Linked DNA regions of Mus musculus: all the other regions are linked to region 1. Evidence: chromatin loops called from intact Hi-C (ENCODE). Cell type or tissue: heart. All regions are shown on one strand.

Region 1 (8,000 bases):
AAAAACATACTCTTAGCCTTTCATCAAGATTGGAAGAAAACTCTAAAGGTGCAATGCACTAAGTTCACTATGCTCAGTTCCTTTATGTAATTTCCTTTTTGGTTTAATGGAAAAGTACAATTACATCAGATAATAGAAATATGGCCACACATCTTAGGCCTTATATTGTCATTTCAAGAGATATGAAGGAAAGCTAGATGCCTCAATGAATCTACTTAAAAGTTAGGATTGCTAAACATTAAAGTGTGAAGAGACTTTTGACATGTTTGTGTGCATGTGTGTGTATTGGTGCATTACTGTGTGCAGGTACACATACATACAAATGTGTCTGGAGGACAAAATTTGACATTAGGGCTCTTCCTTTTCCATCCTTTCTTTACTGACAGAGACTCTCACTTGAACCAAGCGCCTATCATTCAGACAGTATTGAGCTTGTCTGGGAATCCCTGTCTTTGACTTTAGTCACAGAGATCACAGAAGGGCCATCACAGTCAGTTGACAGTTATGTGTATGATGGAAATCAGAATTTGTGTGTGCAGAGATATATAAAGTGAAGCCTTTGTGTCTGGCTTTGAATGAAATACCTCAGCAAAGCCTTTGGTACATTTGGGTTAATCAGTAGAACCTGAGAAATTGTTTGAACCTTGAAGAACTGTAGTCTCCCTGGAAAGTCTGCACTTGGTGCTACGTGAGAGCTTGCAGCCGCACAAACCTCGGTCCTAAGACGCTCCAGGCAGACCTAGAGGTCTTTTGATTATGGCTAGCCATGGTCGAAGGAGACTGAGATTGGTGTGCATTGTCAGCTCTCTCAGGCAGCAAGGGCAAGATAACACTGATAGTTAGAATCTTTCCCGCCCCAATTAATTTTATGTAATGATTGAATAAAAGTAACTTGAATGAGCTAGTCAGAGACAGTCTTTTTTCAGTAAGGCTGAACCCCTCAGCTCCTTCAGGAAATGAAAGCTTAGCATCTTAGTTAGCCTTTCTCTCTAATGTGGCACCTATGACCAACATCAACCATTGTGTGTCCCACACTTGCAAAACAAGCTCTGACTGAGCCATTTCCCCAGTTCACAATGCCTGTATATATAAGTGTGCATGTGTGTAAATATATATGTGTATATATGTATATATATATTTACACATATATGTGTATATGAATATATACACAAATATGTAAATATACATACACATATTTCTATAGTTACATATACATTTATGTAAATGTATATACATTATTTCGCTTTATATATTATAAATATTTTTATATTTTTTATATTTATATAGGATGCAAGCATATAATATGAATAATACATATTATATAACATGTCATATATGTACTTTATTATTATAAAATATATTAGTACAAATTTACAAGTATACAAATATATTTATAAATAAACATATGTTTAAATAAACATATATTTATATACTTATATATGTATGTGAAAACCAGACAGGTAACTGGCTTGCAACAGGCACTGCATTAAAAACTGCTGGTTGCAAGGAACTAAGCCTGGCATGTTAATATCTTTAAAAAGTAGTCAAGGATCAATGTTTATTATAGACATATTAGAAGTTTTCAGACTTTACTGGACAACAGTGGCACACAGTTGTAATCTCAGCACTCAGGAGACAGAGGCAAGCAGATCTCTGTGAGTTCAAGGTCAGTCTGATCTACAGAGTAAGTTTCTGGACAAACAGGGCTATACAAAGAAACCCCTGTCTCAAAAAAACAAAACAACAACAACAACAAAAAATTCATACTTCAAAAATAACTCCTTTCTAAAATTACTAAAAATTTCTTGGGTATTTCCAACAAAATAAGCTTACCAAAATAAATGTCCTAAATGTATATACATACATACATATGTATGTCTTTCCCACATACTATTTACTGACTACAAGTCAATGAAAAGCCTAAGTAAGAAATGAGGAACTTCTCAATCAAGGAAAGCAACCCCACTCTCCCCAACCCCCAACTCCACATAAAAGTAAAGCTTGCCAGCATAAGATGTATGTGCACTGTCCCAGACAGTGACACTGTGTCTAAGCCTTAGGGAACAACATGCATTCTCCATATTTAATAAGCAATGCTGGGAGAACTGCACAACCACTTTTCCATACTATTTAGACATCTGCATTACCAAACACATATTTCCTCTGATGTATAACTAAAACCTAGTCACTTGTTCTTAGGAGACAGTGGGAAGACTTGTAAAAATAAATATATAAATAAATTTAAAATATCTAAAAAGGGCAAAATACCAGTATCACACTGAATACAGAAAATTATAAAATTATATGTACTCTAAGACTACGCTAAGCTCCCAACTCTTAGAATAATCTCTTTATTGCAACAAGTGTCTCAAAATATGTTAACTCCAAAGAGCAAATCTTGAAGCGTCTGTCCTGGGGTGTGGAGTTGACTAAGCAGGTAAGTCATTGCCAACAAAACCTGACAACCTGACTTTAGGTCCCTGGAGGTCATATAAAAGCCAAACTCAGCGCAGTGTGTCTGTCATCTGTTTTCCTACAGGATGGCAGGAAGCAGAGGCAGGAACATTTCCCGTGGAAGCACGCGGCCAGCCAGGCTGGAGTATATACACAGAGATCCTGCTGCACACACTGCGGAAGTTCAGGACTCACACTGGGGTTGTCCTCCAACCTCTACACACATGGACGGCACATGCACACCTTCCAACAAGAACACACTGACTCACATCATATACACACAAAAATAAGTCTTTAATGTTTTTTAAAGTTTGTCTGACTCTCAGTATTTCAGATATAAAAAAAAAAATCACTTATTTTTCACCTCTCCAATCTGCTTACAAAAGACAAAAAGAAAGCAGACACTAACAGCTAAACTAAAAGAAGTATTTAAACAACAAAGGTTAAGAACTACCAAAGTACTTTCAATCCCTTAGCTCAGTCCTATTACAGCACACCATGAGCAGCAAACCTAGTATCTCCAACAGTCATCTCCAGCAGTCCTCAACACTTGGACTCAGATCTATCAGCACTCAACCCTAGTTTAAAGGGAAAAGGAAATCAAGAGAAGGCAATAACTTTCCATTTATAAAACTCCATAATCAATCGCTGCATACGCTGCCTTACAGTAGTGATTGCTGATAATAAGCTATCCGTAAGACTGTTACAAAAAGTCGATTGTTTGACAAATATTTAATGTGTTCAGCATCCTCGCCTCGAAAAGGAGGAAAGAATACACAGACAATAGAAACATCTCAGACACTTTTTTTAAGCTGGTGATATCCAGATCCAAAAGTACTCTTCCAAACTATTCATAAACAACAGTAGCTTATAGGGAACCATCTACAAAAATTTTATTGTGATCATTTAGTTAATAATTTCCTGATAACACTTGTAATTACTTTATTAAACATTACCATCACAAGCCAGCATTCTGTTTCTCTTGTTCCTGGTGTGAAAATCTGAGCATTTCTCTTAATTACAGATGACATATAAAACCAACAGCTCATCTAAACTGTCACCTCTCCGGGAGAACAAATACAAAATCGCAGAAAATGCTAACTACATATCACTTTCCTGCTTCCCTGCATAGTATCAGGACATACAAAATCAATAGCAAAAATATCAGGACATGCCTTTCATCCCAGGACTCAGGATGCAGAGGCCAGCCAGGCACAGTGAGTTAACAGGGAGACCCTTTCTAAAAATAAGAGGGGGGAAAAAAAGAAAAAGAAACAAACAACAGTCAAGTCTTGATTAAGAATGTTGGCAGGACCTGGGATGGAGTTCAGCTGGTAAAATACCTGCCTAACTATACCACATAATCCCAGCAAGGTGTTAAGGTGCTGCAATGCTAGCACTCAAGAGGTGGAGGCAAAAGGATCGGATGTCAGGTCATCCTCACCTACACTGAGGAGTTCAAGGCCAGCCTGGGAATATGAAACCCTGTCTTAAAAAAATAAACAAATAAAAATAAGCCTCCAGAATAAAAATACTGAAAAATTGCATAACTGGATCTCAAGTTTCTTGCACTTACAACTAACTTCAATTAAGCCACAACCACATAGCATCTCTTCAACAGTCATAATAAATGTCACATTGTAAATTATAAGAAATAATCTTCCTAAGACAAGATCTAATTGCCATTCACTCACACATTCTCCTCAAGCAAACATTTTTTATAGAGACAGGAACACACAAAGAAAAGAGAAAACCATGTTCACCCCACCTGGATATCTGTTTTCAACCATTTGGAGTCAAGGCGAGACTGGGCAGCCAAACAGAAAGACTCAGAAGGCATGTTTCCTCCGGGTGGTCAGACCTGCAAGTCAAACACAAACGCTGGAGCCCTCGAGCTTCTTTAAACTGCTATTTACACCATCCTGCTGTTTAACGCGGCCGAGACAGAACATAAAACAGGGAAGGAGAGCTGGGGGAGGGGACGAGAGGATGAGGGATGAGAGGGAAAGCTGGCCCCAGAACGGGAGAAGGGAGGGAAATACCACTTCCAATAGAGGTAGAGTCGCTGGGATTTCCCAATACGCCGGCCGGACCTACAGTGGTCACCGGCGACCACTGCACAATGTCATCCCACTCCTTTAAATCCAAAGGGACACACACAGACACACGTCAGGAAAAAAAACTCACTATCGCAACGACAAATGACACCAGTGTGCATCAGCCGCTATACCTACAGCAGTCCGGCGGAGTGTGGTAAATAAACAAAAGTCATGTCTGCAGATAAATCTACAACAATCGCCTAAATACTAAAAAGACAGCCGTGACTGCGCGGCCTCCGAGGCGCACAGGCCCTGGTTCCTCCGCGCCAACGCCCGCCTTCCGCCCGCCGCTCTCCGGGCCCCGCTCTCCCGGACCTGGCGCCGCCCGTCTTCGGCCCCTCCGCCCTCCTTCGGCCCAGCTCGGCCAGCCCTGGCGCCGCCTGCTCCGCCAGCCGGCTGAGGGAACACTCCCTGCAGGAGCCGGCCGGCGCTCGCGATCCAGTCTGCGGCCCGAAGCGCACGCTGACGCATGGCTGCGCCCGCCCAATAGCGCAAGGGTGAGAGACGGCTTCAGCCAATGGACGAGCAGCGTCGCACGCCCCTCCCCCAACTTCCGCTTCCTTCAGCACGACTCAGCTTCCTTCTTGAGACTCACCCGCTCAGCGAGAGCCAACCGCAGACGCCGGGAGGTGGGACTTGTGCGCACGCACGCTGGCTTGCCCAGTCCCAACCCTTCCCAGACTGTGTTTGCTTCCAGGGACCCGAAGTTGGTAAGGTATTTGCAGCGGGACGAGGTTCTCGAGGCTCCCTGTGCTTTAACGACAGCGTCCTTTTGGCCTTTGAGTCAGTGGACAGAAGAGGAAATTTAAGAAAAAGTAATTGATCCGGGCCTGGTAGTACTCGCCTTTAACCCTGGCACCAGGAAGGCAGAAGCAGGTGAATTCTGGGTTAAGAGACCCTGGGGGAATGGGGGTGCGGGAGTAAGAAAAGAGCAATTAAAATCACACAAAATATGTTCTCTGATCATCATGGAATAATCAAATAACTACAAATAAAACATAACATAATCTTCAAGCATGTGGAAATTAAACTTTTCCATGAGAAGGCAAAGAAAGGACTTAGAACATTTGAAATAGGAACTGGGTGCGATTTGTTGTTTTAAATACGATGGTTCATTTTTTTCCCACGTGTTAGAAGGCAGCAATGAGGGATATGCCACAGTGGTATGGTGGCCCAGTTGCAACGTTAAAATACCTGTCTTTTGTCATCCTTGGTATGTATCTTCAAACTCACTCCCAAGGGTCAAGGGATTTGCCATAGCTCAGACATCACATCTCTGTTTCAAGCAGCAGGAAGCAGTATAAAAGATCCACAGTCTATCACACCTCCCAAAGACTGTGTGACTCTAATTTACTTCTGCTTCAACTCAAAAGTATCTGAACAAGGTTTCAAATTCAACCACATCCAAAATACAGTTAGGGTGGACAGGGCTTTGAACCTGAGGCATGACAGCATAATTACCAGTAGAAGGTAACACCCGAGGAGGCATCTCTGGCCCTTAGGCTCCCTTCTCATGCAAGACACCCTTCGTCCCTCCACATACTGAAGCATGTTTACCTACGTACATTTTTAGAACTGTGTCTGCTAGCTCTAAAAAAACGATGTTTGTAGTCCATTTTGTGTTGCTGTAACAACATGACTGAATAATAAATACAGGCATTTGTACCTCACACTTCTGGAGGCTAAGTCTAAGAGCATAGCACTGGTATCTGGTGACGGCATTTCTGATGTTGCATAGCATGGTATAGAGGCAAGAGAACCCATGTGTGGCAAGAATACACCAAGCAAACACATCATTTTGATCCATGAGGCATAGTCTACTTGACTTGATCACATCTTAAAGGGTCCACCTCCTAATACTGCGACAAAAACTGTAATATTTCAACAGGAGATCTGAAGGGACATTCAAACCATAGTGAGGCAATGTGGTGAAGTGTCTAGGATGGCAGAGGTTTTGTGTGTGTGTGTGTGTGTGTGTGTGTGTGTGTGTGTCTGTGTGTGTTTATTTGTCAATTTGAAGATTGAGGCAGCAGGAAAAGCAAGGTCTCAAAACTCAGCCAAGATTTCTTGAAACCAGAAACACAGAGAGGGAGATAAGAAAGTACAAAATACACAGAGACAGAGTGAGCTACTAGAGAAGGGACCCAAAGATAGTCTCTGTCAGAGGCAAAATCTTCATATGTTTTGCCAATAAGTAGTTCTATCTCTCTAAACTCGCTGGTTTGGGCTATTGCAGGGAAATGTATAATCTAGACAAAGAAAGGGAGGCTGGCTGTTTCTCCATACTGGACACCCTGTTAGTGGGAGATTTGAAATTCTCACTGAACAGTCTCTCTGATAGGAAAAACCCACTAAGTCTTTATCTTGGAGAGGAGAAAGAAAGCAGGCAGTCAGCTATCTTAAATGTTTCAATAGAAAAAATACATTAATATTCCAAGGTCCCCTTTCTCTTGTGCATGTCTACCAGGGAGCTGTCTATCTTCCAGTCCCTCGGGAAGACTGTCCTTGTCAAATTCTTCATAACTTGGCTCCTATCATCTTTAGGATATTTGTGTTTAAGAACATGATAAGGTGAAACTATTCTTTAGTAATTTAATATACATGGCTGAAGAGATAGCTTGGACATTAAGAATATTGGCTACTTTTACAGAGGACCTGGTTTTAGTTTGTAGTAAAATAATCTTGTGTCACACAAAAGAACACATGAATAAAACAAGAGTAGCTCAGCAAGGTGACTTTTTTTTTTTTTCAAAAAAAAAAAGGGTTCTTGAAATCCCAAGCCAGGCATGCCCAAGGTGCTCCCTGTTATGTATCCCTAAATGCAGGTGATGACTGTATCTCATCCCATTATCCCATTGGAAGGAGCCTGACTTCACAACCACATGATTGGTTAATCAGTGCAAAGAGGGAGATTCAGAGAGTATGAGTTCTTGTCACATTAACTACCTTTGAGGTTAGCAAGCATATGCTGACTTTGTGATGTGTTGATTAACGGTAAATTACTGTTAAGTGATGGCTCAAGCATGACTTAAGGTGAGCCCACCTTACTAGGGTTCCAAGACTCATAGACTTGTCTCAACTGGAATGTAAGGCCTTCACCCTGGCAGTGATTCTATTCTCCTGACAAGCAGTCTTCTCTTAATAGAGCTTTACTGCTCTTTTACTGTTCTCCCTCTGAGGAGATAGAATTATTTAAGCGGCAGATTAGAGGTCACACACATGCACACACTTTCTAGACATCTCTGGTTTCTGGCCAAGGTCAAAGTGCCAAGAGAACCAAGGACTGTTTGTGCTTTTTGGCAAGAGAGAAATGTGGGTGTGTGTTTTGTTTTTATATTATTTTTACCCTGGACTGCCCTAGCTAATTTTTTTTTTACCTTTTTAAATTACACACCCTTCCTCTGAAGAAGTGGCACTCACATGAAGAAATTGGGATAATTACCAGTC
Region 2 (8,000 bases), 88 kb after region 1:
CTATAAAAGAGGCCTGAGTATCTATGTCTGGGTTGTCATTTTAACGCGTTGGTGACCCCCGAATGCTGGTTGTTTCTGCAGAATAAATGGTCTTTGATCTTGTATACTATATGAGTCCCCGGGGTCTTCCTTCGGCGATTCCTGAGCCCTAACACTGTAATCACAGCGCTCAGAAGGTGCAAACAGAAGGATCAGTTCTGAGTTACTTTCAGCTACACAATGAGTTCCAGGCCAGCCTAGGGTAGAGAGTCTGTCTCAGTCATAAACAAAACAAAACCAAACCCAAAAAGCCAAAAACTTTGTTAGTATTTCCAAGAGAGGGGTTTTCAGTCAAGGACATGAAAAGGGGTTCAGAGTGGAACTGGGCTGTGTTAATGGGCGGCAAGGCAACTAAGTAGCAAAATACAAACAATCTAAGTAAAATAAATGAAACAGTGAACCAGATGGAGAGAAATGGTCCAACTCATTTGCCTGTATATAAGCCGGGTGTGGTGGCGCACACCTTTAATCCCAGCACTTGGGAGGCAGAGGCAGGTGGATTTGTGAGTTCTAGGACATCCAGGACTACACAACCAAAAAAAAATTTTTTTTTGCCTGTATATAAAATTGTTCCTTTTTATAGTTCCTTAAGATATCTGGGGCTTTTGCTATCTTCTCTTCCTCCAAATTTGATATAGTTTGACCGTTTTCAACTACCACAGATTTGGGGGTTTATAACAACACAGGTTGGTTTCTAGGCTCTGGAACCGAAAGTTCAATTCAGGTTTTATTCTGGTTATGGAAACATTACATCCTTTCAAAGGCCCCTCTTATATATCAGAGTGTGCCTGTTTAGAGTCTGTCTGTTCTTCCTGCCTCTTTCTAAATTTTTTTTAAAGCTTTATTTAATGTGTTTGAGTGCTCTCTCTGCATGTACACCCATGTGTCAGAAGAGGGCATCAGATCATATTACAGATGGTTATGAGCCACCATATAGTAGCTGGGAATTGAACTCAGGACCTTTGGAAGAGCAGCCAGTGCTCTTAACCACTGAGCCATCTCTTCAGCCCTTGCTGCTTTCCTTTATCTGTGACCATTCTCTGAAGAAAAATATGATTTTTTTCTTCAGTTCTGTGCTTTTGTGATAATATAACACACAAAAAAACCTATTTATTAGCCGCACTTTAAAAAATACTGTTTTAAGTCCAGACGTTGTGGTGCAGGCTTTTAATCCTATCACTCAGGAGGCAGAGGCAGGTGGATCTCAGTGAGTTCAAGGCCAGCCTGGTCTACAGAGCAAGTTCCAAGACAGCCAGAGCTACATAGAGGAACCCTGTCTTGAAAAACAAAACAAAAAAATACTATCTGCCGGGTACAGTAGTGCATGCCTTTAATCCCAGAGTTGGGGAGGCAGAGGTGAGTAGATCTCTGTGAGTTCAAAGCCTGGTGAGTTCTAGGATAGGTATAGCTACCTAGTGAGAATTGGTCTCAGAAAACAAAAGCAAACAAAAAACTACTATGCATCTTGACTGGTTTTGTAGAAGTGACAAACAGGATTTAATTGCTTTATTGAGGTATAATTGGCACATAAGAGGTTGTAATCATCTAGTGTGTTTTCTTGGTTAGGATTCCATTGCTGTGAAGACGCACCATGAATAAGGCAGCTCTTATAAAAGACAGCATTTAATTGGGGCAGACATGGTGCTAGAGAAGGAGCTAAGAGTACATCTTGATTCAAAGGCACTGAGAAGGGTACTCTCTGTGCACTGGGTGGAGCTTGCATATCTGACCTCAAATACCACCACCACAGTGACACCTACTCCAACAAGGCCACACCTCCTAATAATAGGCCAAGCATATTCAAACCACCACAAGCATATCATGCAGTGTATGTGATGAAAGTCACATCAGGAACAAAACTGAAAACAGTCGTTATGCCAGTTTCCTTTGGGTCCTTGAAACCTGCTTTTCTTGCCCCTCCGTGCCCACACCATCACTTTTTGTCACTATGTGCTACTTCCTAGTCCCTAGATTTTCTTTTCCAAGATTTATTATTATTTATGTGCATTGATGTGTTTGCCTGCATGTTTGTCTGTGCAAGGGTGCCAGATCCTCTGGAACTAGAGTTACACTGGTGAGCTGCCATGTGGGTGCTGGGAATCGAACCCTGGTCTTATGGAAGAGCAGCCAGTGTTCTTACCAGCTGAGCCCTCTCTCCAGCTCCCATTTCCTTTTAATTCTCTTAGCCAGATATTTTATGTACAAGGAGAGGCTGGCTTTCACTTCTCAGAGACTCAGTCATTTTATAGCATCTATCAGTAGTTCACTTCGTTTTATTACTGGCTAGTTTCCCACTCACATTAGGCTATTTGCGATGTGTACAGGTGTGCTTGTTGTCATTGCAAATATAACCGCTGTAGCTATAGAATATTTATTTACAATTTCTCTCATGCTTATATGAATGTTTTCATTTCTTTTTGATAGATAACTTAAACAGTTGGGTCATATGGTTGTAGTATGTTTAGCTTTTTTTTTTTTTTTGAGACACCATCTGTCTATATAGCCCTATCTGTCCTGGAACTTCCTGTGTAGACCAGACTGGGTTGAACTCTGCCTTCTAAGTGCTGGAATTAAAGGTATCTGCTACCATGTTTAACTATATTCAACTTTTGTAGAAGCTGTCAGTCCATTTCCCAAGGTTGTGCTAGTTTAAATTCCATCAGGAACATATGAGAATTACAATATTATTTAACTTTTCTTTTGTTTTGTTTTCCTTTGGAAACAATGTCTCACGCTGTAACCAAGCTTCCCTGAAAATGTGTATGTAGCTCAGGCTAGTCTTCAATTTGTGGCAATCCTGCTGTTTCTGTCTCCTAAGGGCCTACAAAAATTAGATTTTAAAACTTTAAAGGTACCCATGATCACTGCTTGAACAGTCACACAATATTAGATATGGAACATTATGACTTAGAAAAATGATTTGCGCATTTAAGGAGCCCGCAGCATACTAAATAGGCACTCACACACACACACACACATACACACACACACACACCACACTCACTCCACTGTGTGATGTGAGTACTGGCTTGGAGGACCAGATAATGAGTGTGACAGTAGCTAAAGGATTGTAATGATGAAAGCAGATGGATGAGAAGGATCTGTACCTTGGATGTTTAGGACAATGGGGAGGAGGGAGTGAGAAGGAGGAAGGGAAGGGAGAGGGAGGTGCCACAAGATAATTCTCTACCACGGTTAAATTACAATGCTGATCCCACATACGGCACACACCTGTTCAAATGAACCAACCAGTGCCTTTATGATAATCAACAGGTCTTTGGAGATGTCTGTTGCCATCTTTATCAGTTAAGTTATTGCTGCCTATCAATTTAAACCAAAATGAGGTGGCAATCACTTATTCTTTCTTTTAGGCCGATGGGTCAGTGGGGCAGTTTTGCTGATGTGAACCAACCTGACCCTTGCCAGCAATTCTGAGTTAGCCAGGAAGGAAGTCAGTATGGTGGCTTTGTTCCTGGTCTACATTGTACTACATTTGTTCTCCATTATTCCCTCCTGCCCACCAGTCCGGGCTTCTTATCAAGTTTCATTGCATTTTTCTTTGCTCAATACCATTCCCCCAGCCAATGCAGATTCAGGGAGAGTGGAGATGCAGGTACTGTAAAATTTGTGGACACATGGAAAGGTGGAAAAATTGGAGTCATTCTGTATTTACCTGATCATCAAAGTCCCACTTGCATGTCATCTAGAAATTAGCCTACCCTAAAAATTGAGCAAAATAAGTCCTCAAGAGCCAGTTCTAAGACACTTGGGTATCTGGTTGTCAAGTTCACAGCAGAGTAGCTTTTAAATTAGCTACTTAGCCACTCCCTCAATGTTTTAGACCATCACGTCCAAAGCATTAGCATAGGAGATAGGAAAACTACAGTGCTGTTTTTAATGTTTCAATAAATGTATAATTCATTTTACAAGGATCTCCCTCCCAAACACACCCAAACAAATGTTCTTGGAGTAACATATCCTGTAAACAAGGATTTTCAGCAGCCTTCAATGGTCTTTTCAAAGCAAAAGCAGCCGAGAAAAAGCTATTACTTTGTTTCCTGTGCATCTCGTGGAAAAGATCTCTTGTCCAAATCACAAGGTCCTCCTCCACAAGCTTTACTGTCTCTTCCCTGGAAACCTGCCTCCTTGTCCCGCCCACTTCCGCCCTTTGCGGTCAAACCCACCTCCTCCATCCCAAAGGTCCCACGTGAAGACTCCCAGGAAATCGGATTTTAAATAACAGGGCTGGATTTTTGATGAGTAGGTGAGCAAAGATGACCTTAGAAGGTACGGCTCCTCCGGCTCGCTGTCAGGGCGGGGCGAAGAGCCTTGCGGAGGCGGGGCCTGAGCTGTGCCTGCCCAGCGCGCGCGGTTTACGTCACTAGTCTGCGCCCAGGTTTCCCGGCAGGTTCTCGGCGGCTCTTCTGGTGCTGGCCGCGGTGCGGCCGAAGGCTGTCCGAGGTAGGCTCCTCTCGGCTCTCCCATGGAGGAGGCGGCGCTCACTGCAGTCTCGGATGCACGAACTTCCCGCGGGACGTCGCCGGAGACGGTGGCTGTGTGCGCGCAGGAGCGAGCTGCCTGCGTGGGGGTCTGAGCGGGCACCGGGGTCGCGTCCCGGAGGGAGCCGAGTCGCCCGCCGGCCTGCGACGGCCCTAAGGTAGCTACTTCCTGTAAGCGAGCTCCAGGGCGGAGCTGCGGGCTGTGTCGGCCGCCTGAGGTCGGAGAAGGGCCCCGGGGCGACTTGCTTTTTCGCGTGTTCTGGGGTGGACGCAGCTTCCCTGGTGATCCGCAGTGAGTCGGATTGATTGCCATTCAATCCGGCAGAAGTCTGGCTGGTTGGCCCTGTCCGGTCGCGTACTCGTTAAGTTCTGCATATCAGTTTTATTTGCCTTCGTGAGTTTTCAGAAGATGGTTTCGGCTTGCTGTAACGTTTTGAGCTTGCTTGACTCAGTTCCCTGGCACTTAATAGGGTTTACACAAAATGCAGGGTTTGGGGTTCCTGCTTCTTTGATTTCTCTACGATAATGGCAAGGCATTTAGTTTAGGAGTGGTCTTGAGTGCAGTTTCTTTAGATTCTATATCATGTGCCCGTTTGATACCATATTAATTATTTTTAAAGTTAAAAGAGGAAGTCTGAGATTTGACGTTTTTCATTCCAGTAAGCTGTATGTAGAAGCTCTTACAGTACTTACTAAGTGAAAGAACAGGAAGGCCAGTAACTATATATCTAAGTATTTAGTAATTTTCTGTCCTTTCACCTACTTCCATATTTTCTTCTTTCCAGGGTGGAACTACTCTGCCGTGGTTAAATACTTTAAATGGGAATAAAGGATAGCGTTTCCAAGAAAATGAGAATGAATAAATCATCTCTGTTTTTTAAAAGAAAGACCATATTAAACTTACATGTAAGTTAAAATTTTAATTTCTAACAGTATTGCTAAGTTAGATCGGAGATTAGGTTCTGTAGTATTTTTTTGTTTGGTTGTTTGGTTGTTTTTTGTTTTGATTTTTATAGAGACAGGGTTTCTCTGTGTAGTCCTGGCTGTCCTGGAACTCACTCTGTAGACCAGGCTGGCCTCCTCTGCCTCCCTAGTGCTGGGATTAATGGCATGCGCCACCACTGCCCGGAGGTTCCTGCCCACCTCTTGTCTAGCTTGTCTTGTTGAGTCAGTAAACTTTAGGTTGATTGAGAGGCCCCATCAGGAAAAATAAGGTGGAGAATGACTGATAATGTTGTTTTCTTTAGTTTTTCACAGATACGGGAAATACCACTACTAGGTGTGCACACACAAGAAAAATGAGCTAAACCTGAAGCTGAGACTGCTATAAGCTTTAGATAGTAGTAAACATTATGTAGAAGTAGACTTAAGAGCTGAACTTTTACAGCCAGGTATGGTGATACAAGCTTGTAATTCCAGCACTCCGGAGGCTGGGACAGGATGATTTCAAGATCAAGGCCAGCCTGGACTCCATAAGGAGACCCTTCAGTTCTAACATTTTAAGATGATATGGCAGTCAGGATTAGTAGAGCCAATCTCTTTTCTGAGTGATCCTCTCATGAGTGCCTAACATTCTGAGATGTGTTTTCTGTGGCTGTCAAGGAGAAATAACACTATCCTCTGATATTGTTTGAAGTGGTAGCCCTTTGATGTAAGGAAAGCAGTTCTACTGACTTTGAAGCTCTGTGAAGATATAAAATGAGTCACATATGATTAAATAGTACCCAATTTTTTTCTATAGAAAATATAAAAAGCTTTACCTAAATCTGACTTATTTGAGGGCATTTGTTGTGGTAGACACAAGAACTCTGTAGAGCGACATGACATGTGATGGTGGGTTGAAGAGAGACTTGCATCAAAGGATGCAAAGTAACAGGTATATAGAGTAAGTTGTGAGATTTAATGTATAACATGAAGGTTATAGTTAGTAAAAATTGTATTAGAGACTTTAAAACTCCCTACTTGACAAACTAAAGTTCTACATACTTCTTTATTGTAGAACTAAGCACATATCTCAGATTAAAACATTCCCAGCTATAACATTTTGTATATAGCTAGTTGTATTGATTTTGTATAGATAAATTTGAAATTAACACTTGTATAAAGTTCTGTGAGGACTTTAAGTAAGAATAAATGGATTGCAGGTGTGTTCATATTTTTTGGCTTTGTGTCTTGCTTATAGGGCTCCTGTGTGGTCTAACATGTAATGTTGGAATGTTACTCTACTGTGGTATCTCACATAACTTTGCTCACTTAGACTCAACCATAGTAATCTTTCCTTTCCCAGAAAACAGCATACCTGCTCTTAAGTAGAGCCTGCGTTTATAGTGCCACTTTGTTCTTTTTCCATCCCTTTCAAGTCTGCGCAGTGTTACCTCATCAAGGCCTCCTCCCTTAGCGCCTTAGTGTGCATTATTTTTCACCATGGCATTTACCACATTGCAGTGCCCTTTTATTTCTTGTTTTACCTTGCTTCTGTCTGGGAGGTAACTTTCATGAAGACCAGAGTTTTGGTCTGTGTTTTTCTTCATGGCTCTATCCCCTTGTTCATACATTATGTACTCAGAACACCTTTGTTAGTTTAAGTAAATGTGATTTATAGGCAAGCCCAGTTTTTCACTGAGAGCCACAGCGAAGGAGGTTATGATCTATATAAGTAACCTTAATACAGGTTAGGAAATTCAGAATGGAATAGGCTAAAGTCTAGGGAATTCAGGAAACATGGTAGTTACTTTGGCTCCTGGAATTCAACTAGGAATTGCTTACAGGAGTGCTTTTTGGTTGGGCCCTTTGCAATGAAGCCGGTAAATAGACAATTAGGAGTAGATTAAAGTGGTAGCCATGGAAAGAACACAAGGTGTGTGAAATACAGTATTAGGAACTAAGATTTAAAAGTTAGGTGTGAGCTGGGCGTAGTGGTGCACGCCTTTAATCCCAGCACTTGGGAGGCAGAGGCAGGCGGATTTCTGAGTTTGAGGCCAGCCTGGTCTACAAAGTGAGTGCCAGGACAGCCAGGGCTACACAGAGAAACCCTGTCTCGAAAAACAAACAAACAAACAAACAAAAAAAAAGTTAGGTGTGGAACAAAGGAAAGGTCTTAGTTATTGGTAACTACATTGGGACCCCCAATGTTAGCTGCAAGTTACCTGCTGTGACTAGGCGGCATCCTTTGAGAAAAGGGTAGAATAAAGGATGGCACCTCACCTCTTGAGTCTGGTTCTGCTTCCTGCTTGTTATTACAAGTTATTTAATGTCTCTACCCGCCCGTTTTTCTCATTCCTAGCTTCTTCCACTTAAAGAGTTAAATGTCCTGCTTTGTTAGTCACTACCTTGATACAGGGTCTCTCACTGAGCCGGTAGCTGTGCTGGTAACAAGTCTGAGAAGTCCATTTCTCTGCTTTCTCTCTCCTGTTCCCAGTGCTGCCATTATAGGTACTGATGAGGCCATACCCAGCTTTTTTT
Region 3 (8,000 bases), 260 kb after region 1:
GGGTCAGTATTTTTTTTTTTAAATAAACCTAAAAGTCTTTTGATTTTCTTTCACTAGAAACCACACTGCCAAGACATTTCAAGTTTCAACAGATCTTTGTTATGACTCTCATAAACCAATCAAATCTATCTAATGAAAAGTACTATTTTTGCATGTTAGCCTTTCTATGACCCAAATTTCTGAGTCTTTCCTTGTTCATAGCACTGATGTCTAAACTGTAATGTTAGCTATGCAGAAAAAGTTAATGGAGATCCAAGTAGCCGAAGCTTTGAACATTCTCCAAGAAGGCTTGTTTTCATGGACGGCTTGCCAGCCAACTGCTAGTTAACAGTTCTTAGGATTTTTAACTGGTTAATAATAGGGAAAGCTCACATCTAGAATCATACTGTCCTATTTTTTTTTTTAAAAAAAAATTGGTATTTTTGAAGAATTATGGGCTTTTCTTTAGGAAATCTGGAACTTCAGTCAATGTAGCCAGGAAATGCTTTGTTTTAGGTATGTTGATGGTATGCCTTGGTATGTAGATGGCCTTGAACTTGCAACCCTCCGGTTCTCTGTTTCCTTACACTAAGACAACAGGTACAAGATTCAATGCTAACATTCACAAATGAGAGAAAGCATGCGATCTTTTTTCTGCTGGGTCTTGATGATCTCTAGCTCTATTTGCTCGTGAATTTTCTAATGTCATTCTTCTTGAGGGCTGAATAATATTCCACTATATAAATACACTACATTTGCATTATCCATTCATCAGCTGTAGGATAGTAGGCTGTTTTCACTTCCTGGCTATTGTGAGAGTAACAAAGACTAGGATGAGCAGGAACCTCAATGGCAGAATATCGAGTCCTTTGGCTGTGTGCCCGAGAGTGGTACAGCTCATCATGTGGAAGATTTGTAGTTTTGGAGACAGAAACTGTTCTCTGTCCACAACAGGGCAGGTGTACAAGGCCACATACTCATGACTACAGAGGCAGCACAAATGAAAATTTTATGCATTAGAATAAGAAAGGACACAAATTGGGTGTGTATGGAGGGATGACGAGGAGTTGGAGTAGCAGTGAATATGGCCAAAACTCACTGTATGAAATTCTCAAAGGACCCAATAAACACCACCACCAACAAAGTAGAGCACATGTGCACATAATACAAACCCTCAGAGCACACAACAAATGAAGTAATCTCCATTTAATTTTCACCAGGCATCACTTAGCCTTTTGAGAAGTACATCATTAGGCAGCTTTGGTGTTGAGTGAGAGAACCTCCTTGATGACACTTACAGAACCCTAAAGGCATAGCCTATCATGCATGCGCTTCGTTTCTGCTTTCTGCTCTAGTCATCTCTTTCCTGACTGGAATCTAGATGAGTTAATGGTAATAAACGATAGAAATGATGATGCTAGACTAAGAAGACACTAGTGCTAAGAATTCTTGTAGCAAATCACTGTACCTAAGGGTGGCCTTGGAGCCCCTGACATAATATAAAAGCACATTTGGGATACGGCTGCTATCTGAGAAATTCAAGGTAGCCAAATAGTGCTGATTTCTGTAACCGTAGTAAATTCCAAGTGAGACAGCAAACAAGAGCACACTGCTTATGTCCTACCAAACCTGAGGCCACAGCTACCCCATTCTCTCTGAGGCCCTGCTCCAGTCAGGGGATACTACTAAATAGAGCGTTCATGAAGAGATAACACAGTGATGATAATTATACTGCACAGAGTGACTGCAAAAGCCCGGCAGTGAGCAGTGGTGGCCCACGCCTATAACCACAACATTCTGGAAGCAGAGGCAGGTGGGATCTCTGAGTTTGAGGCCAGCCTGGTCTACAAGGTGGGTTCCAGGACAGTCAGAGCGTCACAGAACCCTGTCTCGGAACGACAAAGAGCAGCAACAGCAACAAGAGTGACTACAACTGGAGAGCTCACGGCTGAAGGCTTACCTTTATTTTCTCTGTGCTGGGAAGAGATGCATTTAGGAACTCCTTAGTTAATCTCTTCCAACTAGCAGCTTTGTTGAGATCAGAATGAATGGTGAATTTTTCATAAATTCTAAAATGTTAAAAAAAAAATCAATTAGTACCTAAATAGCTTTTGAGAACGCATCAATGAATACATATAGACAGAGAATCAACATACCCTTCTATTGTTTTTTCTACTTTGTGACTGTTGACATCCAAGAAACGATGAAATCTGGTAAAGATAAAATACAGTTTTTAATGTCAGTGTCACATGGCAGTATTTACTGTCAGGTAGCTAAGTATACTTGAGTCACAGCTCTCCATGTCCCTGCATATGTCTGACACCCCTGACAACCTGTCCTCTGGCTCCTTTGTCTTTTTATATGTCCCACAGTTATGTTCAGTATAACATATTTTCCTAGGGTTTTTGCTAGATCTTGCTATGTGGCTCTGAGCTCACTAGGAAGCTAAGGATAGCCTTCAACTCACAGCAATCCTCCTGCCTGAGCCACCCAAGTGGGTATACTTTTTAGTGCAAAATTCTGATGTAATTATAGGCATACATCATTGTGACTGGATTTTCTTTGTCTTTTTAATGTAAGAGAGAAGCCCAGTGAAATCTTAACATTTGTCCTCTGAATAATTCTGCTAAATGTACAAAATGAAATACAAAGAAAAGCAAACATATTCATGTACAATTATCAAATATTTAGAAAGCTTTGAAAGGGTCTGGAGAGATGCCTCGGGGGTTAAGAGCCCACGCCATTGCTCAGGGTCCCCAGGTTCTATTCACAGCACCCACAGGCTGTTTATAATCCCAGTTCCAGGGGATCAGCTGCCTTGGGCACCAGGCACACACATGCACACGTGTACACAGAGTCAAATCATACACATAACATCATCAACAACAAAACCTAAAATTTAGCAGTGGGACCAAAGGCTGTCATTAATGTAACAACGAACAACATGTGGAAATAAAGCAACTGTAACACAAGGTGACTGCCACATGTTTTCTACGGGTGACACTGGTGACAGAGTGTTATAGGTATGCTTTTAGTACTTCTGTTATACTATGCAGCATCTATGTCTCTTCCCAACTCTAAAATGACTATCCCCTCCCTCCTATCTGCCACTAGAAAAAATACTTGTGGTACATCTGCTTTTCGAGTTACCTGACTTCTTTGAATCCTTGTTCTTTCTATAGGTTATAACTAGAAATTGCACTTGTGGTTTTGGATCGTTGGCTTGCTTCCCATCAACCTGAGAGGTCTGTAGTCTCACGAACTAGGCAGACACTCACGTCCTGCGCTTAGAATCAGGATCACAGTCTGACAAACTGTTCACTGTTTAGGGTGACTTCTACTAGACATGCTATGTGTTGCTCAATAGTAGAACTTGAATTTGTTTTATGCAATGCAAAGGGAGGACACAGAAGCGGGGAAACTTGTAAGTGGTCCGAGCAAGAGAAGAGGGGGGTTGGTGAGACAAACAAAAAACAAAACAAAACAAAAAACCCCCAAAAAACCTAACAGGATGTGATCAGAATTTGGCGCTAAAAATTCACTTTCCCAGCCATCAAATGACTTTTGATGTGCACCGTACTGCGTGCGGGTGAGCAGAGTCAACAGCTCTCTAGGAATGTGCCGCTGCAACTGCGGGTTTCTCGCAAGGGCACCTAAGGGGAAACCAAGGCACAGCAGCTGCAGCAGACGCAGGGGTGCCGGAGGCCGCACTCCCGACCCGGACCCGCCCGCCCGCGCGACTTCAGCTCGTAGCCGCGATCCCACACCTGAAGTTGGACCAGACGAAGTCCAGGGCCAGCTGGAAGTTGGGGTCCGCCTCGTCCTGCAGCCCCGTAACCTGCCGGACGAGCTCGCACACATCATGCTCCAGCTGTCTGTCCATCCGGCTCCCGGACGACTTAGGCCGGGCCATTGCCGCGGCGTACCTATCAGGATCTCTGCTAAGTGGCGACTGTTCTCGCGAGAGTTCCGCCCGTCCCGGCACCGGGGTTTCGAGATGTGGAGGATGTTTCCGCGAGAGTTCCGGCAGCCCCGGAGCTGTGCCTGGGAAAGGTGCTGATGGGAGTGGATGCTGGTTGCTGGATGCGGTGCGTCCGTGGGTGGGGAAGAGATGTGCTCTTTCTGCTTGCACACCGGGAAATCCGAGAGTCTTCAGACAGCTAACCATTATTTATTATTAATCATTGTTAATAAGGGACTCTGGATACTCCTGATTAACGATTTAAATTCTGATGCATTTTGAGCCAACCAGTTTTTTGGTTCCAGGGTATAGTTTCCGACATTTTTGAACATCGTGACTTATTTGTTCATGCTCCGGCCTTCACTTTCTCCTCCAGACGACCTAAACTGGGCTCTCAGAGCTCCCCAACTAAACACATGCTTCTGATTAGACCAGGAACATATGGTTAAAGCAGCGATAGTGCCCATTTATGTATTACAATGGCTCTGAACCTTCCAAATGCTGTGACCCTTTAATATAGTTCCTCTCGCTGGGATGACCCATAACCATTAAATTATTTCGTTGCTACTTCATAGTTATACTTTTGCTAGTTTACGAATTGTAATGTAACTATCTGATGTGTGATCCCTACTGCGGGTCACTGCCCACATGCTGAAACTGCTGGTTTATTAGTAAGGTGGAGATGTATGTGAGGGCCAGCTGTCTGTCACCCACTTGATGGCCGGGGATGCTTTTCTGTTACTGTTCTTTGTGCACCCACAGCTTTGGGTTAGGCCGACCTTCCCTATGGAGGACTTGTCCTTGTTACAGTACAGGCAGTTGTGCTTTCTTGTTAGAACCCTCGAACAAGTTCTCAAGAAAGGGAAAGTGGCTCTGAGTTCAAGGCCAGCCTACAGAGTGAGTTCCAGGACAGCCAGGGCTATACAGAGAAACCCTGTCTCGAAAAAAAAAAAAAAAAATCAGAACAAAACAACCAAAACAACAACAGCAACAACAAACCCAAAACAAAACAAAAAAAGCTGGCTTACTTAATAAAGTTGCTGGCTGTCAGGCCTGGCTGCTTGCATCCCATCGTGTGGACTCACATGATAGGAGAGAACCATGTCCCATAAGTAGTCTTATAATTCCCATGTGTGCGTACCTCCACCCCATACAAAAATAAATTTTAAAACGTCATTTTCAAAATATAAAAAGGGGAAAGCACTCTTGAGAGCAGACGTGGGCAAAGTCGTCAGAGCAGCAGCTGGAGCCTTTGAGCCTTTATAAATCGTCCGCATTAGGTAGCACCTGCCACCCCAATTGGTACTTGCCTGACTTTTTCTTAGACGAATCCCTCACGAGGAAGGTCTTTGTTGAGGCCAGGCTAAGTTACTCCATATTGAATAAAACAGTTGTTATCCCCTAAGCTGTGCACTGCCCCAGGAGACTGTTTTACAAGAGGCCTTTGACTCCATTCTGCAGCTGAGTAGATCCAGAGAAAGCAGCAGATAGGCACCCGCGTAAAGCAAAGACAGTTAGCTTGTCCCTGGGACTAGAGAGGGAGCCACACTGTAAGTTGAATGGGGGAGACTTGGAACTGTGAAGGCAGACTGACGTATTAAATCTGGCAAACCAGGCACAAGGACTTATCAAACATACCAGATGGAGAAAATGCTGTGTCTCCCTCATGTGGATGCCATAAGTGATAGACACCCACCACTGTGATGTTATGGCTGCACACAAACCTATTATATGGTGTGTGCATCAAGGACTTGGCTAAGTCCCCCACTGTTGATGTAGCCTCCCCACTGCCTCAAATGCCCAGTTGTTCTCCTGCTGATCTGGAGCTAATCTGCAGTGCTCTGATCCTGACTTATTTTCTGCTACAGACCAGGCTTGCTGTCTTCATCCTGAATCCAGATTTCGCAGCTTCACACTCAAGCCTGACTCGAGCAGCTTCACCAGCAGTTTCTACCACTAGCTTTCTCCTGGCACTGGTCTGACTTGTTTATACAGATCTTTTCTCCATCCACTTCTGAAACCTCTTGTACTCATTCATTCTGTAGCCTACACACACACACACACACACACACACACACACACACACACACACAGGGAGACAGACAGACAGACAGATAGACAGAGATAGAGACAAGGACAGATTTGGATATATTTATTGTGTGCTGTGTGATATGAGACTTGATATTGGTAATTAAGGTTGGAACTTGTATTCATCTAGGCGGATGTGTTTATAAAAAGATAAAGAGAGGAGGGGATATGTTCTATGGAGCTGTGGTGAGGTATGGAAGAAGAGGGTGTCTCAGCAGGCCCATAGAATAGAGTTTATTCAGGGCATGGGGAGGGGAGTTAAGAGGGTAGTAGAGTCAGAGAAAGGCAGAGAGAGAGAGAGGAATAGAGAAGAAGAGGAGTAGAGGAGTAGAGGCTGGCCATGAGCACGTGAAGAGAGACGGAGAAGGGAATGGGGAGAGATGGGGGAAGGGACAGAGTGGGAGCAAGAAGGGAAGAGCAAGAAGGGGGGGTGTCATTCAGCCTCTTTTATAGTGGGTCAGGCCTACCTGGCTATTGCAGGGTAACTGTGGGGAGGAGCATACCTGGCTCCTGTTGCCAGGTATCTCTGTGGGGTTGAGCTTAGACAGAATGCTAACATAGGCTACCAAGATTTTATGGCAAATTGCTGTCATTAAAGCCAGAAAGCCTTGTGAATTTATTGCTATTCAATAAACTCTGACATTGTGGAAAGACACACCACAAGTGTGCCTATGTTTAATCTGCCAACTGGCTTGAGCTCTCTCCCGGTGTTGTGTAAAGCTCAGATGAAGAAGCGTCCAGTTTCCCTGAAAACAGGCTTGCTTTGTATGCTAATTTGGGTGCTGTTGTCCCCATTCTCCTGTCCCCATTCTCTTGTCATATCCTTATACACAGCTTTGGGGCATTAAGAAGAAGGCCCATAAGACTATCTCTTGACTGAGTAGTAGGCTTTGGTTTTCTATAGCAGTTGACTGAAATCAACATGGTAGGGAGTTTGGTTTGAAACTTGTTACGTAGCCAGGTGTGGTGGCACACGCTTTTAATCCCAGCACTCGGGAGGCAGAGGCAGGCGGATTTCTGAGTTCGAGGCCAACCTGGTCTACAAAGTGAATTCCAGGACAGCCAAGGCTACACAGAAAAACTCTTGTCTCAAAAAACCAAAAAAAAAAAAAAAAAAAAAAGAAACTTGTTACATGTCTTAGGAGACACAAAACTTTACAAGATTATGTCAGAGACCATCCCCTGAGAAAGTGAGCCCTTCACAATCTCCCTAACAGGCCAAATGGCCTTGTACTAAGAGCTGGTTATCACCCCCCTTCCGCCCTATTCCCTTCCTGGCACCTGAGGCTGTAAAGCTGAATTATAGTCCCCTCTCCCCTATCTCTTCCTGAGTTCCCATGACATCCAAGGACATGAGCTGTGCCTGAGCCCAGCCTGACCCCCAAGGCTGTCAAGGAGGATCGATGTTCCAGAGATAAGATCCAGAGTGCCCGCTGCCTGGCGCCTGACTTCGGCCCCCATGTCAGCAGATGCTCGTTTCTTTGTTCTTTGTATAATTCTCCCTAGACCCCTCCCATATTCCCTGCGATGTATGCTTTAAAAAGAAGGCACCTCAGCATAATAAACGAGACCGTGATAGGTACCCTTCCTGGTCTCCTATTCCTCTTTTTCTTCCTTCCATCTCCTTCCAGATTTGCGGTCCCCCTCACACCCACGAATAACTGAATCCCGCAGGACGGGATAAGATTATTGTCTTAGTTTGGGTTTTATTGCTGTGAAGAGAGACCATGACCAAGGCAACTTTTATACGGCAAATATTTAATTGGGGCTGGCTTACAGTTTCAGAGGTTTGGTCTATTATCATGTCAGTGTGCATGGTGCTGGAGGAGCTGAGAGTTCTCCATCTTAATCTGAAGGCAGGAGGAGAATAATTCACTGGGCATAGCTTGAATTTAGGAGAACTCAAAGCCTGCCCCCCACAGTGACACACAACCTCCAACAAGGTCACACCTTTTCGTTCTTTATTATTATT

The links. A loop is a pair of places that touch in the nucleus more often than their neighbours do. Peaks named below come from ENCODE experiments on the same cell type or tissue, not always from the same donor. Only the 100,000 strongest peaks of a DNase experiment are listed, where the experiment ranks them.
Region 2: a loop joins it to region 1, with 2.2 times the contacts of the local background. A loop is called at or near these places in 9 of 42 quality-filtered maps.
Region 3: it touches region 1 in a loop (4-fold over the local background); 4 of 42 quality-filtered maps call a loop at or near these places.

Annotation. Positions count from the first base shown.
Region 1 is chr7:56,047,171-56,055,170 of GRCm38, reverse strand. Herc2 (HECT and RLD domain containing E3 ubiquitin protein ligase 2) reads right to left here and starts at 5,016. Exons shown (of 93, transcript NM_010418.2): 1 at 4,869-5,016; 2 at 4,223-4,315. The coding sequence starts at 4,294. It overlaps Gm34121 (predicted gene, 34121), which reads left to right and starts at 5,121. Exons shown (of 3, transcript NR_166588.1): 1 at 5,121-5,429. In heart, a CTCF peak has its summit at 4,928; DNase peaks (open chromatin) are centred at 4,410 and 5,070; H3K4me3 peaks cover 2,616 bases; H3K27ac peaks cover 1,774 bases.
Region 2 is chr7:55,958,896-55,966,895 of GRCm38, reverse strand. It overlaps Nipa2 (non imprinted in Prader-Willi/Angelman syndrome 2 homolog (human)), which reads left to right and starts at 4,403. Exons shown (of 7, transcript NM_001256130.1): 1 at 4,403-4,696; 2 at 5,324-5,444. A230056P14Rik (RIKEN cDNA A230056P14 gene) reads right to left here and starts at 4,365. Exons shown (of 6, transcript NR_015495.2): 1 at 4,224-4,365. In heart, a CTCF peak has its summit at 4,487; a DNase peak (open chromatin) is centred at 4,355; H3K4me3 peaks cover 1,919 bases; H3K27ac peaks cover 1,704 bases.
Region 3 is chr7:55,790,087-55,798,086 of GRCm38, reverse strand. Tubgcp5 (tubulin, gamma complex associated protein 5) reads right to left here and starts at 3,962. Exons shown (of 23, transcript NM_146190.3): 1 at 3,747-3,962; 2 at 2,136-2,189; 3 at 1,940-2,048. The coding sequence starts at 3,892. In heart, no CTCF peak of the experiment used is centred here; a DNase peak (open chromatin) is centred at 3,946; H3K4me3 peaks cover 2,035 bases; H3K27ac peaks cover 1,465 bases.